Regions from separate parts of the Homo sapiens genome. Here region 2 is linked to region 1. The links are chromatin loops, found by intact Hi-C in ENCODE. Cell type or tissue: B cell. All regions are shown on one strand. Region 1 overlaps SAA2-SAA4 (SAA2-SAA4 readthrough). Region 2 overlaps PTPN5 (protein tyrosine phosphatase non-receptor type 5).

What was found. Hi-C counts contacts between places; a loop is a spot of excess contacts. Peaks named below come from ENCODE experiments on the same cell type or tissue, not always from the same donor. Only the 100,000 strongest peaks of a DNase experiment are listed, where the experiment ranks them.
Region 2: it touches region 1 in a loop (8-fold over the local background); 17 of 110 quality-filtered maps call a loop at or near these places.

Annotation. Positions count from the first base shown.
Region 1 is chr11:18,240,443-18,248,442 of GRCh38, reverse strand. It overlaps SAA2-SAA4 (SAA2-SAA4 readthrough), which reads left to right. Exons shown (of 6, transcript NM_001199744.2): 2 at 428-522; 3 at 2,395-2,533. The coding sequence starts at 432. SAA2 (serum amyloid A2) reads left to right here. Exons shown (of 4, transcript NM_030754.5): 2 at 428-522; 3 at 2,395-2,533; 4 at 2,928-3,203. The coding sequence starts at 432. The coding sequence ends at 3,066. It also overlaps the pseudogene RNA5SP333. Among named protein-coding and RNA genes, the nearest start is that of SAA2, 4.2 kb to the left of the region's middle. RefSeq lists enhancers at 4,187-4,236, 4,367-4,661 and a silencer at 4,347-4,641. In B cell, CTCF peaks have their summits at 4,291 and 4,492 (motif pointing left); DNase peaks (open chromatin) are centred at 1,334, 1,922 and 4,492; H3K4me3 peaks cover 410 bases; H3K27ac peaks cover 574 bases.
Region 2 is chr11:18,728,045-18,736,044 of GRCh38, reverse strand. PTPN5 (protein tyrosine phosphatase non-receptor type 5) reads left to right here. Exons shown (of 15, transcript NM_006906.2): 10 at 2,410-2,489; 11 at 2,673-2,810; 12 at 3,343-3,453; 13 at 6,227-6,387; 14 at 6,479-6,592; 15 at 7,018-8,000. The coding sequence ends at 7,111. The region is part of intron 2 of IGSF22-AS1 (IGSF22 antisense RNA 1); the gene reads right to left. Among named protein-coding and RNA genes, the nearest start is that of IGSF22, 5.9 kb to the right of the region's middle. RefSeq lists enhancers at 4,011-4,130, 4,316-4,455, 4,486-4,565. In B cell, CTCF peaks have their summits at 3,688 and 3,889 (motif pointing right); DNase peaks (open chromatin) are centred at 3,914 and 4,374; H3K27ac peaks cover 551 bases; H3K27me3 peaks cover 259 bases.

The sequences.
Region 1 (8,000 bases):
GGCCTGGTAGTACTTGGATGGGAGAACACCTGGGAATACCAGGTGCTAAAGGCTTTAAGAATAAAAAATAATGATCCTGCTTTGTGTTTATCCCATGTTGAGTTCTGTGCGGGGCAGAGGGAACACACGGTAAATGCGTTATGGGGAATTATAGGCTACTTGAGGGAGTGACAGTCTGGTGGTAACTCCTGCCTTCCTCCATCAGTGCCACATTGGCATCCTCTTATGCAGTCAGGCTTCAGGGCTGATGGGTTCAGAACCGAGGGCTTCTGGCTCTGAGTGAGGTCCTGCTGCAAGGTTTCCTAGATGAGCCACTGAGACTCTAATAAGATCCAGTGGAAATAACCAGGCTCTCGTCGGAATATAAGTCCCAAGGGAAGCTGTGCCAGTCTTGTGGGCGACTGCCTGACTTCTCCTTTCATTTCAGCACCATGAAGCTTCTCACGGGCCTGGTTTTCTGCTCCTTGGTCCTGAGTGTCAGCAGCCGAAGCTTCTTTTCGTTCCTTGGCGAGGCTTTTGATGGTAAGGCTTCAGAAGGTTTGCAGGATTTCTGAAGAGAAACATCGCCCTGGACCTGATAAACTGGGGAAAATGATGCTTTCGGAAGGCTGCTTTTGAACCACAGAGTTGCTAGTGTCTGCGTTGCTGAGGCCTGCCAGGAACTAGGGTTTGCTGGGTTGCCTGTCTCGAGTCTTTCAGAGCTGCTGGGAATATCCCCTTTCCCCGTAGTGCAGCTTCTCAGGATGTGTTAAGTGGATGGATCACATTTCAGAAGCCGCTGCAAGGTGTATCAAAAACACATCTCCTGAGCCGTAAGGGACGGGGCATCCAGTAACAACGCACACGGGGTATTTTTGGGCTTCCTTAAGATTTGAGCCGCTGCCTTAGGTTGTGCTGCCCAATGTGCCTGGGGAGCTGCTAAACAGATTAGAGAGTCGAGGATTGTTGTCAGTTACTCAGAGAAAGAACAATCATCCTTTCCAGGAGCACCTGAGCTGTTTGTTTTGAGTAGAAGATGCAAAATAAGGCCTGCAATTGGTATAAAATGTCCCTCAGCATAAATCGCATAGGAGTATGACTAAGGCTGTTGACTCTTCTGTCTTCTTTCTCCTTCCTCCTTCGATTTCCTAGTTGGATAATGTACAGGGCTCTTTAGCCTCGCTCTGTCAGGGGCTCCCTTCCTGGTTTGTTCTGTTTCCATTCTTCCTTCTCCAGCCTTCTTGACAAGAGCTGGGAACTAACGTGCCTCAAGCCCCCACAAGGACCACAGCATTTTCTCATCTAGTTTCAGAATGACTCTGTGAGGCAGGCATCCCTTCTGTGAAGGTGAGAAAGCTGAGACTTAGAGCAGCTGAGGCCAATGCCCAGGGACTTACTGCCAGTCAGCAGGTGGCAGGGCAGAGGTTTGAGCCCGGCTGTGCTTGAGGTCAGGGCTCTTGCCAGGTAGACGCATCACTGACCACCTCCCAGAGGTTGATGGTTATGAATCTCAGACACACCTTGGCATCACCTGAACTACCCATGCCTTCAACTCCCCAGCAGAGTCTGCAGAAACTGGCCTGGGGTGTGGCCTGGGCACTGGGACTTTCAGTTTCTCTCTGGGTGATTAGAAAGTGCAGCCAAGGCTCACGCCTGTAATTCCAGCACTTTGGGAGGCCAAGGTGGATGAATCACTTGAGGTCATGAGTTCCGGAGCAGCCTGGCCAACATGGTGAAACCCTGTGTCTACTAAAAATATGAAAATGTAGCCAGGCGTGGTGGCAGGCACCTGTAATCCCAGCTACTCAGGAGGCTGAAGCAGGAAAATCACTTGAACCCGGGAAGCGGAAGTTGTAGTGAGTTACATTGCTCCAGTGTGCTCCAGCCTGGGTGACAGAGTGAGACTCCGTCTAAAAAAATAAAAAAGAAAAAGAAAGTGCAACCACGGCGGAGAACCGCTGCTCTATTGCTTCCTCAAGCAACCCACAGTATCAGTACAGCCTACTGAGAAAGTGTTTAGGGACTTTTATGCTCCTAACAGTCACTGGAACTCAGGTCACAATGACATGTATTCCATTTGCAAGAATATATACTTTAGTAGTCAGGGCAGAAGTACTCTGTGTCTGCCACCTTTCTCAGCATCAGTATTCCATGTCACCACCTCATTCATATACACTCCTGGATCTTATCATAGGCAGCTTCATTCTATAGCAGTGGCTCTTCACCAGGGCACTTGAAGAAGCCAACTAGGATAAAGGAATGTGCTTCTCAACCCATGGTATCCAAGGCTGCTATGATCACAGGCTGAAAGCTTGAAGTCAGTGGAAGATTTGTCCTTCTTTCATTCCCCTCTAAGGTGTTGTTGGAGTCTTTATGTTCTCCTGATGTCCCTTCTGCCTTTCCTTTCCTTTCCAGGGGCTCGGGACATGTGGAGAGCCTACTCTGACATGAGAGAAGCCAATTACATCGGCTCAGACAAATACTTCCATGCTCGGGGGAACTATGATGCTGCCAAAAGGGGACCTGGGGGTGCCTGGGCTGCAGAAGTGATCAGGTAACTGGAGCTCCTGGGACGTTAGGGCTGGGTGAGCAGAGCTTGCCTGCCTTGGACAGTCAGGAGGGAGACGAGCTCCTTGTGGAGAAGTTAGAGGCTGTGGTCCCTCCTCTTCTTGCCCTCTCTCTGCCTCTGTGCTCAGTGTGAGGGTCTGAGTGGATGGTAGGAGTGAGTGATTCCTCCCCCTCCCCCTCTGGGTGCTGTTCATCCAGCCTAGGGGTGCCCAGCCTGTCTGAATGGGGCAGTGCCCAGGCAGGGTCAGTGTTTTCACTCCTCCTTCCTTGGCCTTTCTGGGCTCCTCTCTGAGCCCTCCCTTGGAACGGGGAGAATGGGAGGGTGAGCTGTTGCTCACTGGCCTGATGATTAATCTCCTTCTTGCCTGCCTGGACTACAGCAATGCCAGAGAGAATATCCAGAGACTCACAGGCCGTGGTGCGGAGGACTCGCTGGCCGATCAGGCTGCCAATAAATGGGGCAGGAGTGGCAGAGACCCCAATCACTTCCGACCTGCTGGCCTGCCTGAGAAATACTGAGCTTCCTCTTCACTCTGCTCTCAGGAGACCTGGCTATGAGGCCCTCGGGGCAGGGATACAAAGTTAGTGAGGTCTATGTCCAGAGAAGCTGAGATATGGCATATAATAGGCATCTAATAAATGCTTAAGAGGTGGAATTTGTTGAAACAGTGTGTTCTTCTTTTGGTGCTGACTGCCTGTTTGGTACAAAAGGGAAATCAATGCACACCCACATGAAGGGTGAGCCTAGGTAGGCCTATGTGTTTGGATGTGAGGAGACATTCTTAGTAGTCACAGTGCAGACACCTGCATCAACCCTTCCACAAATTAGACCTCCTTTTTTCCAGACCTTTGTGGTTACATTGTTGCTATTTCCAGTCCCTTCCTTGCCCAGGCTTCTCATCTCCTGTGAATTATTTCCTGTTACCTTCTCTGTCCCTCAGTTCTTCATTCCTCAGTGATCTCTGTTTCTGGAGGCAGGGGCTACAGACAATTGAATTGTGAAGTCCTGCCTCAGCGACTGCCACCCGAGTCTTCCTTTCATTTCTCAGCAACACCTACAAATCCAGGCATTAATGAATTTCTACCCACTCCATCTAAAAAATACCTCCAATGCAGTTCTCTTCCACTCTATTTTCATTGCCTTCTTTCAAGTCTAAATATGTAATGCGACTCCTTTTATGAATGTTTTCTGAGTTTCTGGAGCTTAACTAGATCAAAGTTGTGGAAGTGGTGGCAGTGGAGAGAGAGCCAGATAGAGAAGAACTGTTTTATCAGTCAGGGTCCCTTTGGGAGACAGAAACCAGGCAGTAATTTGAAAAGGGAAATTTTAATATAAAGAATTATTAACTGAGAGCAGCATTAACTTCTAAGAGTACAGAATATGAGAAGGTATAAATTTGAGATTGGGCCCCTCACAAGACTGACATTGGATGGCAAATAGTTTACTGGGTCCTTCAAGCCAAAACTGACATATAAGAACTCCATTGAGGTATTAATGAAACTTGGCAGGAAGCTACCCAGGGTGTAACTTAACTCTGGGAATGCAGCTAGGGTTCCTGTGACAAATTTGGGAAACTGCTTGGGGGCAGGAGATAGGTTATCAAAACCCCTGGGAAGCCAGCTGTGGAAGTGGCAGTGCTCTGGAGTGAACTGTATCTTGCCAAAATGTATATGTTGAAACCCCAACTCACAGCATGGCTGTACTATTTTGTTACAGCAGCCCAAGCTGATTAAAATAAGTGGGCTGCTGGTAAACATCATGGACATCCTACTGAGGTGCCACAGAAATTGTCAGGAAACTGTCTTGGCCTTGGGATGCCACTCAGATCTCTGGGGCAAGTGCCACTGGTTGTCCTGTACAGGAGAAGAGTACTGCAGGAGCTGAAAGGAAGCAAAGCACAAAAGAACAGGAAAAGATGTCTTCATCTCCTGCTTGGCCCTCTAGCGCCCTCTATGGGTGAAGATTAACATCATGCCCAACTGGCAAAGGAGAAATGTTCACAGGGTCCAGCTCCAGCATCACAAATAGGACAAAGGGGTGGGTGTGGAGCTGAAAATAAAGAAACTGATAACTGGCATACCCCTTTTCTCTGAAAAAGGATTGAGGAGGACTCCTAAGGTGAGAAGACTAGTTATAAAATTATATTTACAGAGTAAAGACAAATTTATTTGTCAAGGAGGAAGAAAATGTATGGATATAAAGTAGAACTATTTACAACAGAACTTTCTCATACAGTTCTCATCAAAAGACACTAATAGAAGTGTAGGTATAGGAGGTATAGGAGGTTTGAGTCTGAGTCTCAAAGATGTGCCAATGCCAAAACAAGGCAAGGGCAAGATAAATAAGATGGAGAGAGGCGTGGAAGATTGGCTCATGGGAGCAGACTCAATGCACTGTTGAGATTAGTGTTCAGTCTAGTAAAGTCTGAGTTGACCCCAAGTTGTAAAAAAAGACTGTAATGCTATTATTACAATAGCAATTGTAAATGCTTACAATTAGATTTCTGTCACAAGTACTGAAGTTGTAGATTTTGGGGGGCAGGAGGGAGAGAAAGGGAGGATGAGAGAAAGAATGGCTTTCAAAGTCAAATAAAGCAAGCTTTCAAAGTCTAGTCTTTGTAGATATTCAAAACTTTGCAATCAACATATTATTACTAGAAATAATTAACTGAAGCAACATTTGGATACAGAAATTCATTCATCCGTCTGTAAAGGACCAAATCACTCCCCTTCTTGAAATCTATAATTTGAAAAAAAATTTAATTCAATATAGTCCATAGGTTCAGAGGAAGAAAAAGTATAAAAAAAACAAGAAAAAAATTTTTAAATCGAAATTTGTATCCAAGGAAAAAGGTGCTTGGTTTACCCAGGAATTTATAATTTGTAAAGTCACACCTAATACCTATGCTCTGGCACACCCAAATACCTTTTATTAATTACTTGGTTTTCCTCAGTAAGAATTAACATGCTTCTCTCTGTTAGAAAAGTTTGAGAAAGGGAAATTGCATTGCTCTTTGTTATAGTTGTGTTTTGTTTTGTTTCGTTATTTGAGACAGCATCTCCCTCTTTCATCCAGGCTGAAGTGCCATGGCATGATCATGGCTCACTGCAACCTCGACCTCCCGGGGCTCAAGAGATCCTCCCACTTCAGCCTCTTGAATAACTGGGACTGCAGATGTGCGCCATGACACTTGCCTAATTTTTATATTTTTTGTAGAGATGGGGTTTCGCCGTGTCACCCAGGCTGGTCTTGAACTCCTGGGCTCAAGTGATCTGCCTGCCTCAGCCTCCCAAAGTGCTGGGATTACAGGCATGAGTCACTGAGCCCAGCCTACTGTTATATTTATTTTTGTGTCGGTTTGAGGCTGCCCAGATTCACATTGTTTCTGGGGTCGTCTGTGAGGGTGTTTCCAGAGGAGATTAACATTTGAATTGGACTTAATAAAGTAGATTGCTATTCTCAATGCAACTGGGCATCACCCAATCTGTTGAAGGCTTGAATAGAACAAAAATAGAGGAAGGACAGATTTGCCTCCCTTTTCCCCTGCCTCACTGCTTGAGTTGGACATCTCCTCTCATCTTCTCTTGCCCTCAAATTGGATTTACGTGATCAGTTGCTCTGGTTCTCAGGCCTTTGAACTCAGACTGAATTACACTTTCCTGAGTTTCTAGCTTGCAGAGGGCAGATCGTGGGACTTCTCAGCCCCAATTATCTTGTGAGCCAATTCCTTACAATAAATAAATACATACATACATACACAAATAAATTATTTGTCCTGTGTCTCTCAAGAACCCTGACTAATAGGGTATCCAAGCTTTTCAGTCTTATCTCCTATGACTAATTAATGTGCCTCATGCTACATGCAAATTGAGCTGCTTGTTATTTTTAAACATGTCATTGAATTAGGAATTATTTCAAACGTTCAGAAATGTGCTTCCATGTGTTCATTCAGCATTTATTATTGTTATTTAAAATATTCATTCATTTATTTATTTATAGATTTAGGGGGTACAAGTACAGATTTGTTACACTGATAGATTGCATAATGGTGAAATCTGGGTTCTTAGTGTAACCATCACCCAAGTAGAGTTCATTGTACCTGTCAGGTAATTTCTCAATCCTCGGCCCCCTTCTGCCCTCCATCTTTCTGAGTCTCCAGTGTCCATTATTCCACTTTCTATGTCCATGTGTACACATTATTTAGCTCCCATTTATAAGTGCGAAAATGTGATATTTGACTTTCTGGGTTATTTCACTTAAGATAATGGCCTCTAGTTCTATCTATGTTGCAGCAAAAGATACGATTTCATTCTTTTTAATGGCTGAATAGTATTCTATGGTGTATATATGTGTATACAGACATACACACACACCCCTCCAATCATTCGTTGATTAACCTAAGACACTTAGGTTAATCCCATATTTTTGCTACTGTGAATAATAGTGTTGTGATAAATACATGCATTCAGGTATATTTTTTATATAATGATCTATTTTCCTTTGGGTAGTACCCAGTAATGGGACTGCTGGGTCAAATGGTAGCTCTATTTTTAGTTCTCTGGGAAATCTCCATACTGCTTTCCACAGAGGCTGTACTAATTGACATTCCCATGAGCAGTGTATAAGCATTCCCTTTTCTCCACATCCTCACCAACATCTGTTGTTTTTTTGACATTTTAGTAATAGCCATTCTGATTGTGTGAGATGGTATCTCATTGTGGTTTTAATTTGTGATTAAATTTGTGTTTAAATTTGTGACTCTGATGATTAGTGATGTTGAGCATTTGTTCATATTTTGTTGGCCATTTGTATGTTTTCTTTTGAAAAATACCTGTTCATGTCCTTTGCCCGCTTTTTAATGGGGTTATTTCCTTTTTTCTTGTTGTCTGAGTTCCTTGTAGAATCTTGGTACTTGTCCTTTGTCAGATGAGTAGTTTGCAAATATTTTCTCCCGTTCTTAGGTTGTCTGTTTACTCTGTTGGCTATTTCTTTTGTTGTGCAGAAGTTTTTAGTTTAGTTTAGTCCTGCTTGTGTATATATTTTTTTGCTGCATTTGCTTTTGAGATCTTAGTCATAAATTCTTTGACTAGGTCAATGTTTGGTAGAATTTTCCTAGGTTTTCTTTTAGAATTTTTTGTTTCAGGTCTTACATTTAAGTTGTTAATCCACCTTGAGTATATATATATATGATGAGAGATATAAAATTTCATTCTTCTGCATATGGCTATCCACTTTTATCAGCACCGTTTATTGAATAAGGTATCATTTCCCCACTGTATGTTTTTGTTGACTTTGTCAAAGATCAGTTGGTTATATGTATGGGGTTTTATTTTTGGGTTCTCTATTTTGTTCCATTGGTCTACGTGTCTATTTTTATACCAGTACCATCAACATTTATTAAATAAGTAGCTATGTGACTAAAGGAACCCAGGGAATGTCACCCCAAAATACA
Region 2 (8,000 bases), 490 kb before region 1:
TTCCAGGGGACACAATTTACATAGACTACATTGACATAAGTGCCCCCTGGAGCCGTGCCAGGCTGGACAGCCCTGTGATCCTTGACACTTCTTACTTGGATCATTGCAGTAAACCTCTAACTGGTCTTCTGGCTTCCACACTCTCCTCTCCATCTTCTACCATTGTCACCAAAATGAGGCAAAACAAATCTAATTGTGTCATTCTCTTCCTTAAATGCCATCATTGTTGTCACCCTCGTAATCCTCAGGTTTAAGTCCAGCTTTTTTTTTTTTTTTGGGGGAGACAGAGTCTCACTCTGCTGCCCAGGCTGGAGTGCAGTGGCACAGTCTCGGCTCACTGCAACCTCTGCCTCCTGGGTTCAAGCAATTTCTGGCTAATTTTTGTATTTTTAGTAGGAACAGGGTTTGACTGTGTTGGCCAGGCTGCTCTCCAACTCCTGACCTCAAGTGATCCGCCCACCTCAGCCTCCCAAAGTGCTGGGCTTACAGGCTTGAGCCACCACGCCCGGCCTAAATCCAGCTTTCTAAGCCTGGTTTATAAGACCCTTTGTCGCCTGGTTCCTCTCCAGCCTCACCACTCACCACTCCCTACCCTGCACTGTGCACGTGAATCTGACAGAACAGCATTGCCTGCAGACAAGGAGAAGGGAGACGGCCCATACAGAGCTTCCTGCCCCTCTCTGCTGCAGGTCCCCCAAAAGCCCCCCTCCCGTTTACCCTGTCTCCTCTCCATCCCTGCCACCCTCTACACCCCCTCTTCACAAGAACTGCCCCAAATCACCTGCCAAAACCTTAGACATTGGGGTTGGGCTAAAGAGGCGAAGCTTGTGCCCTTTACCTCCCCAATTTCTCCTACTGGGTTTAGGATCCTTCTTTTTATCCTTTAACTTGTGGAACTTGTAATAATGTCAGGAATAACAGCAACTGATACTTCGTGTTGGTCCTAGTTACTGGCATAAGGACTCTAGTTGTTAAAGTTAACTCCTTTACAAGATAAGCAAGGTCATTGTGGAATGACCATCCCCAGATTACAGATAAGGCACAGGGAGATAAAGTAAATTGTCCATGTTGACACTGCTAGTAAGTCAGAATCAGGATTTGAACCTAGCCTCTCTGGCTCAGCGGTGTAGACTCTTAATGACTCCCCTATACTGCCTGTGAGAGCCTCCTAATGTGCACACTGGAAGTGCCTTTAGTCCAGTCCTCCCTATTATAGGAAAGAAACTGAGGCCTGGACAAGTGAGCTGATGACAAAACTAAACCAGAACCCAGGAATCTGGGGCCCCAGCCAGCTTCCCCCTTACCCCATACAACCTCAGTCTTGGCCTCTGCAGGCTGACAGAATAGTCAATGCAGAGAGGCTGTAGCTGGAACAAAACAAAATCTACTCCAGGAAGAAGAGCAGAGTGGGGGCTGGGCACAGTGGCTCATGCCTATAACCCCAGCACATTGAGAGGCCGAGGTAGGAGGATCACTTGAGCCAGGAATTGGAGACCAGCCTAGTCAACATAGCAAGACCTCATCTCTACCAAAATAAACAAATAAAAATAAAAAAATAAATTTAGCCAGGTGCAGTGGCTCATGGCTTAGTCCTGCTTACTCAGGGGGTTGAAGCAGGAGGATCACTTGGGCCCAGGAGTTTGAGGCGGCAGCGAGCCATAATCGTGCCACTGCACTCCAGCTGAGTGACAGAGACCCTTTTACTATGGGATTTGACATGTGAATAAATTGAAAGGAAAAAAAACCTTTTTGCATATGTGGACATGAGGCTGAGACCCCACAGTCTTAATCCAGATAGAGGAGACTATCGTTTTCATGTTAATAGCCTCCGTCAACTTTCTACTCCCGAATCTTAACAGCCCTTTATATTTATAAAGCACTTTACAGTTTACACAGAACTTTCACATCTCTTTTCTCATTCATCTTCCCAACAGCCCAAGCAAGTAGGCATCTTTGCCTCCATTTGACAGATAGGAAAACTAAGGCTTAGAAAGGCCATGTGTTTTACAAGCCTACACAGCAAGTCAATGACAGTGTGTACTCAAGCTAGCTGTCTCTTGCTGAACAAGATCTGTACAGGAATTTCCCTAGGTAATTCCATTGTTGACTTAGCTGTCTCCTCTCCAGAAGCTAAGATGCAGTGAGTATAGGGCAACTTAAGAGGCACAGGCTAAGGATAGAGACAGAGGTAGAGACCCGGGGACCCCCCTCTCTCTCCACCCTCCTCCTCATCCTGAGTCCTCACCTACAAAATGAACCATGAATGGGTCAATGTTTTGCTGCTGGGCAAGGGAAGGAAGAACTGCTAATGTCGCAGAAGAAGTGTGGGTATGCTGGAATAGGCCAGAGCAAGTGGGTCCTGCACCAGAGGGCCCAGTTTCCAGCCTTACTTGTCTCCCACCACCCCAGACCCTCACAGCAGAGTGTGTCTGACCTCACCAGACCCTGACGACCCTCTGAGTTCCTACATCAATGCCAACTACATCCGGGTACGTATTCCCACCCTGACGGCCTCTTGCTCAAGGGGAGGCCTGAGTCGATGGGATCCATCCTCCAGCCTTGTCCCTACACCAGTCTGGCTCCTGCCAGCTCCTGTGAAGAGCCTGAGTGTGGGGATGGGGTCCTGGGAGCACTGCCTCTGACCCTGACAGCCTGGACTTGGCTGGCCGCAGGGCTATGGTGGGGAGGAGAAGGTGTACATCGCCACTCAGGGACCCATCGTCAGCACGGTCGCCGACTTCTGGCGCATGGTGTGGCAGGAGCACACGCCCATCATTGTCATGATCACCAACATCGAGGAGATGAACGAGGTAGGGACCCCCGTCCCCATTCTAAGTGTCTGCTACATTGCGCCCTACACTAAGTATCTTGTTCTCAAATTAATCTTTATGACAATCTCAAGAGGTCGGCGGTGTTCACTCCGCTGCCAAGATGAGGAGATGTGAGGCTCGGTAAGGTTAAGTCATTTGCCCCGGGCTTCACAGATAGAGGCATGCCTGGAGGTGGCCTCTCCACTTCCAGTGCCCGTGACCTTAAACACAGCACTCTGCTGCCTCCCAGCCTGCCAGGACAGATGTTGGCTACTCCTGTACCCATAAGGGCCCATTTAACCGAATCTCCATAAAAGTCCTTCAGATGGGTAGCACTTCTGTTTTCCAGAGGAAGAAACTGAGACTCAGGAAACGGAAGTAGCTTATAGAGTTTGCAGCTGAGATTTGAACCCAACACTCTGTAGCAGCAACCCTGTTGCCCTTGTGTATCTCTCCGCTGGCCCTGAAGAGAGTGTAGAGAGTTGTGGGAAGGGAACAGGATTGTATGGCAGCCTGATCTGGGCCCCTGCAGAAATGCACCGAGTATTGGCCGGAGGAGCAGGTGGCGTACGACGGTGTTGAGATCACTGTGCAGAAAGTCATTCACACGGAGGATTACCGGCTGCGACTCATCTCCCTCAAGGTGAGGCCTGGGGCAGGGCTGGGTGAAGCTGAGGATGAGTGTAGGGGCTTAACTGGGGGCTCCACAGAGAACAGGTCCCCCAAGTCCACTGTAACTGACATAAAAGCCAGTGTCACTCCCAGATTTTCTGATAATTACGGATGAGTGAGAGGTGAATGGACTTGGGAGCCAGAGGTAGAATCAAACCCCTTGCATTTCCCAGTCCTCAGTTACATTTCATGCTGTTGGGCTCTCTCTGTCTCTCTACTCTGTCATTCATAATGCATTCTAGCTATGCTTCAAATGTACCCAAGGCCAGGACTGTCTGGATGAGGGGACTTCAGCAGCCTCCAGCACTGTGCTTATAATTGAGGGTTCATCATGACTTTGAGATCCTCCTTAGAAACATCTCTTCACCTGGGATCCTGGGCTTCTGGCCTGTAGTGCCCAATCTGTCCACAAGAGGGCAGGCACTCTTTGCTGCTTTGGGGTTGTACAGGGGGCTGTGGTTACAGAAAACAGCAAGAAAAAGGAAGACACACAAAATATGAGCAATACAAAACAGCCCAGAAGAGTGGGAGAAGGTATCCTCCCACCCTGAAGTTGTGCTTCCTCCAGGATCAGCATAATAGAGGAGACTGTTCCTTTGAAATCGGGATTAGTGGATTCTGTTTGTGAGAAATAAGACCCATGTTTAGGGAAGGCTGTAATTGTAATAACCCCAAAGGCTGGAAGAGGTGAACCAGGCATCAGGAAGCTGATGCCCTATCCAGGAGCAGCCAAGGAAGTTCATTGATGCTGACAGCCACAGGGGTTACTGAGCACAAGACCGGAGACTTGGCCCTCTGAGCTGTTCCCTCTCCCACTGAATAGGGGCCAGGTAGGGTGTCGAGAGCATCTCAGCCCCCAAGAGCAGTGCCCCCACAAGCAGCTCTAAGATCCAGGTCTTGTTGGAGGGCATGAAGGGCCAGGAAGTGAAAAGCAGAAGTAGTGGTCACTGTCACAGCCAGGTAACTCAGGACTTGAGAAAATGGCTTCCTGAGTAGAAATTCCCCAGAAAGACAGGCTGAGATGAGGCAGGGCTGCTCACCTTCTCAATGCCATGGAGATGATGAGGGAAGAACCAGGGCATCTTGGAGTTTGAGGGAATTTACTTTTGTCCATAAGACATTACGAGCACCTGGCCTGAGCTTGGTTCTGGGTTGGATACTGTGAACACAGAGCTTCCCAAAGCTTGGACTCTTTCCTTGAGAAGCATTGTATAAGATGGTAAGTACTGAGCTAGAGATAGGTATATAGAATATAGGATATGTATATCATATGATGTTATATTGGATGAATATAGGATATGTATATCATATATGTATGTATATATGATATACATATCCTATTATACCTATATATAAAATATATATAATATAAATATATAATATATAAAATATATATAAAATATAAATATATATATAGGTGTGTGTGTATATATATATGTATAAAAGAAGGACACTCTGCCAGCTGATGTGCTCAGGGAGGGCTTCCTGTACATGGTGGTGCTGAATGGGGTCTTGAAGGATAAGTAAGAGTTGACCAGGGGCAAACAAGTCAGGAGAACATTCCCAGTGAGAAAATAATAAAAGTAAGGACATGGAAGATGGAACACTTGTGTGCATGTATGTGTGCACATGTGTTTGTGTGTGCTGCTGAGATTTTACCTACAAACCTTTTGGAGTGTGGGAGCATTGAGTACAAGTACGCAGGGGCAGGAGGTGTGTCTGGAAGGGCAGGCCCTGTAGCAGTTGTCTTCCTAGCCAGGTGAAGGACTGAGGAGAGTGGGTCTTATTCTGAGAGCAGTGAGAGACATTGAAGGATGTTGTGGTCTGCTCAGGCTGCTATAACAAAATACCATAGACCAGGTAGCTTGTAAGCAACAGGTTTATTTTTCACAGTTCTGGAGACTGGGAAGTCCAAGATCAAGGCACCGTGACCCTGGTGAGGACCCACTTCCAGGGTCATGTCCTCACGTGGCAGAAGGAGTGAAAGCTCCTTTTGTAAGAGCACTGATCCCATTCGTGAGGGCTCCGTTCTCATGACTTCATCACCTCGCAAAGGCCCTCCCTTCAAATACCACCATGTTGGGATTTGGTTTCAACATGTGAACTTAAGGGGACACACACATTCAGTCCAAAGCCACAGGTTTTCAGCAGGAGAGCAGCATGTCCAGATGTGTGTTGTACACAGACTATTTTGACTCTGTGGATCTGAGACAGTTGGGGATGAGGCAGAAATCTCCCACACTCGAGCAATGATAAAGGTCAAGGTGGCAGTGAAGCGGGGAGTGTGAAGAGGTGGTAAAACTTGCAGCACTAATTGCAGCACTAAGATAGAGGCGAGTCACGCAGGCGCAGGCGAGGCACAGCAAGAGGCGAAGAAGAGTCCCGGGGCTGGGTTATGTGACAAAGGGATGACTGGGGGACCATTTGTTAAGATAAGGAACCCTGGAGATAGTAATAAATTGGAGAAGGGGCTCTTGGCCCCTCTTGGATGATCCTGAAGTTGTTGGGGCAGGACCAAAGGCAAGATCCATGCCAACGCTGCTGACCAACCCCCAAAACCAAGCTGGCTTTGGGTCTGTGTCTGGTGCCACTGGGCAATGTGGCCTAGATGGAAGGGTGAAGGGGTCCCACTCTCAGTGTTCTTCCTGTGTTCTTCCTCCTTCCATCTCATCTCTATCTCTGGGCTGGTTTGTGAGCTGAAAGAGTTCACACATACCTGGGGTGGGCCTCTGTCTCCTCGACAGAGTGGGACTGAGGAGCGAGGCCTGAAGCATTACTGGTTCACATCCTGGCCCGACCAGAAGACCCCAGACCGGGCCCCCCCACTCCTGCACCTGGTGCGGGAGGTGGAGGAGGCAGCCCAGCAGGAGGGGCCCCACTGTGCCCCCATCATCGTCCACTGCAGGTGGGTCCTCCCAGCCAGCCACTGGAGCGGGGCAGCCCCCCACCCGCTGGGCTGCCCTGCCCCTCACCCCACCGGTCCCCTCGGCCCTCAGTGCAGGGATTGGGAGGACCGGCTGCTTCATTGCCACCAGCATCTGCTGCCAGCAGCTGCGGCAGGAGGGTGTGGTGGACATCCTGAAGACCACGTGCCAGCTCCGTCAGGACAGGTCAGCCCACGGGCGGGAGTGGGGACACACAAGGGAGCTAGAGCCCCGAGCGGGTAGAGGGAGAGACCCACATGTGCATGGGCGGGGGGTGAGGGGCAGATGGAAAACACTGGCACGGACTGATGGGCAGACAAGGAGTAGCGAGGACAGCTGGGTAGAGGGGCAGGATCCAGACAGTGGGGGGCCAGATGAAGAGGGAAGAAAAGCAGAGCTGGTGGATAAAAGGACAGAGGCCGAAAGTGGTAGGACATGTCATCTGTGTCCCTGATAGGAAGGGGCAGAGGGTAATGGTTGGCAAGGGTTGGTCTCTCCAAGACGCACAGGGGCAAGGCCTGGCAAGTGATTGCTACTCCATGGCTTTTGGGGCACCTCCCACAGCCCATCCCTCCACGACCCTGCCCCCACTGTGCATCTCTGCCGGGCAGGGGCGGCATGATCCAGACATGCGAGCAGTACCAGTTTGTGCACCACGTCATGAGCCTCTACGAAAAGCAGCTGTCCCACCAGTCCCCAGAATGACTGCGCTTCTCCTACAAGGTTCTCTGGGCACTGCCCAGCCTGAGTCTCGGCCCTCACCCAGGGCCCTGCCTCGGGTCCTGGGCCTGCTCCCCGCTTCCTCCCCTTCAGTCAGCTCCCTCTGTCCTCTGTCAGCCTGGCCTGACCCCTACCCTCCAGCATTGCTCTTCCTACTGTACATATTGGGGAGTGGGGGGCAGGGTCGGGAAGGGACATGCCAGGCCAGGCCTGGGGCCCCGGGGCCTGACCCACACCACGCAGACCCCGGGCTCCAGTTTTTAACGATGGTTCCATCAATACCTGATCCAGAATGTTTCCGTGCTACACTTTGTGTCCTGCTGCAATGTGTTCTGTCTGTCCATCCATCTCTGCCCTCTGTACCGGACACTGTGTCTCCTCAGCCAGGAAGGGGTAATGAGCTCCAGCCCCTAAGCAACCGGACTTGCCTGCCTCGGCCTCACCCGCACTTCTCCCAAAAGGCAGATGACGGGGAGTTAGGCATGGGGAGCTCCAGAAGGTCACCAGAGAGCTTTCAGCTGAGGGAGAGTTCTCTAGGTTGGAGTGGGCATCACAGCCAGGGTGGCCTCTGGGTGTCAGATGCTCTCAGGAGGGTGCCCAGCCTGTGAGGCACTGGCAAGGTAGGGGGCAGATGGGGCATGGAGAACCCAGAGGATCTAGGCCCTGTTGGGGAGGGGAGGGGAGCTCAAGGTTTGGGTGGGGACTCAGCCCAGATCTACGTGAGACATTTTTCTGTGTCACTGTGGGAAAGCCTTCCCAGAAGTCTCACTGCGTGTTGCTCTGCGTGTGTTCCCATGTCCATGCGTGTGTTGAGAGCCCATCAGGAGGGCATGCATGACTCTTTGGCAACATGTATTATCTTGGAGCCACGTGT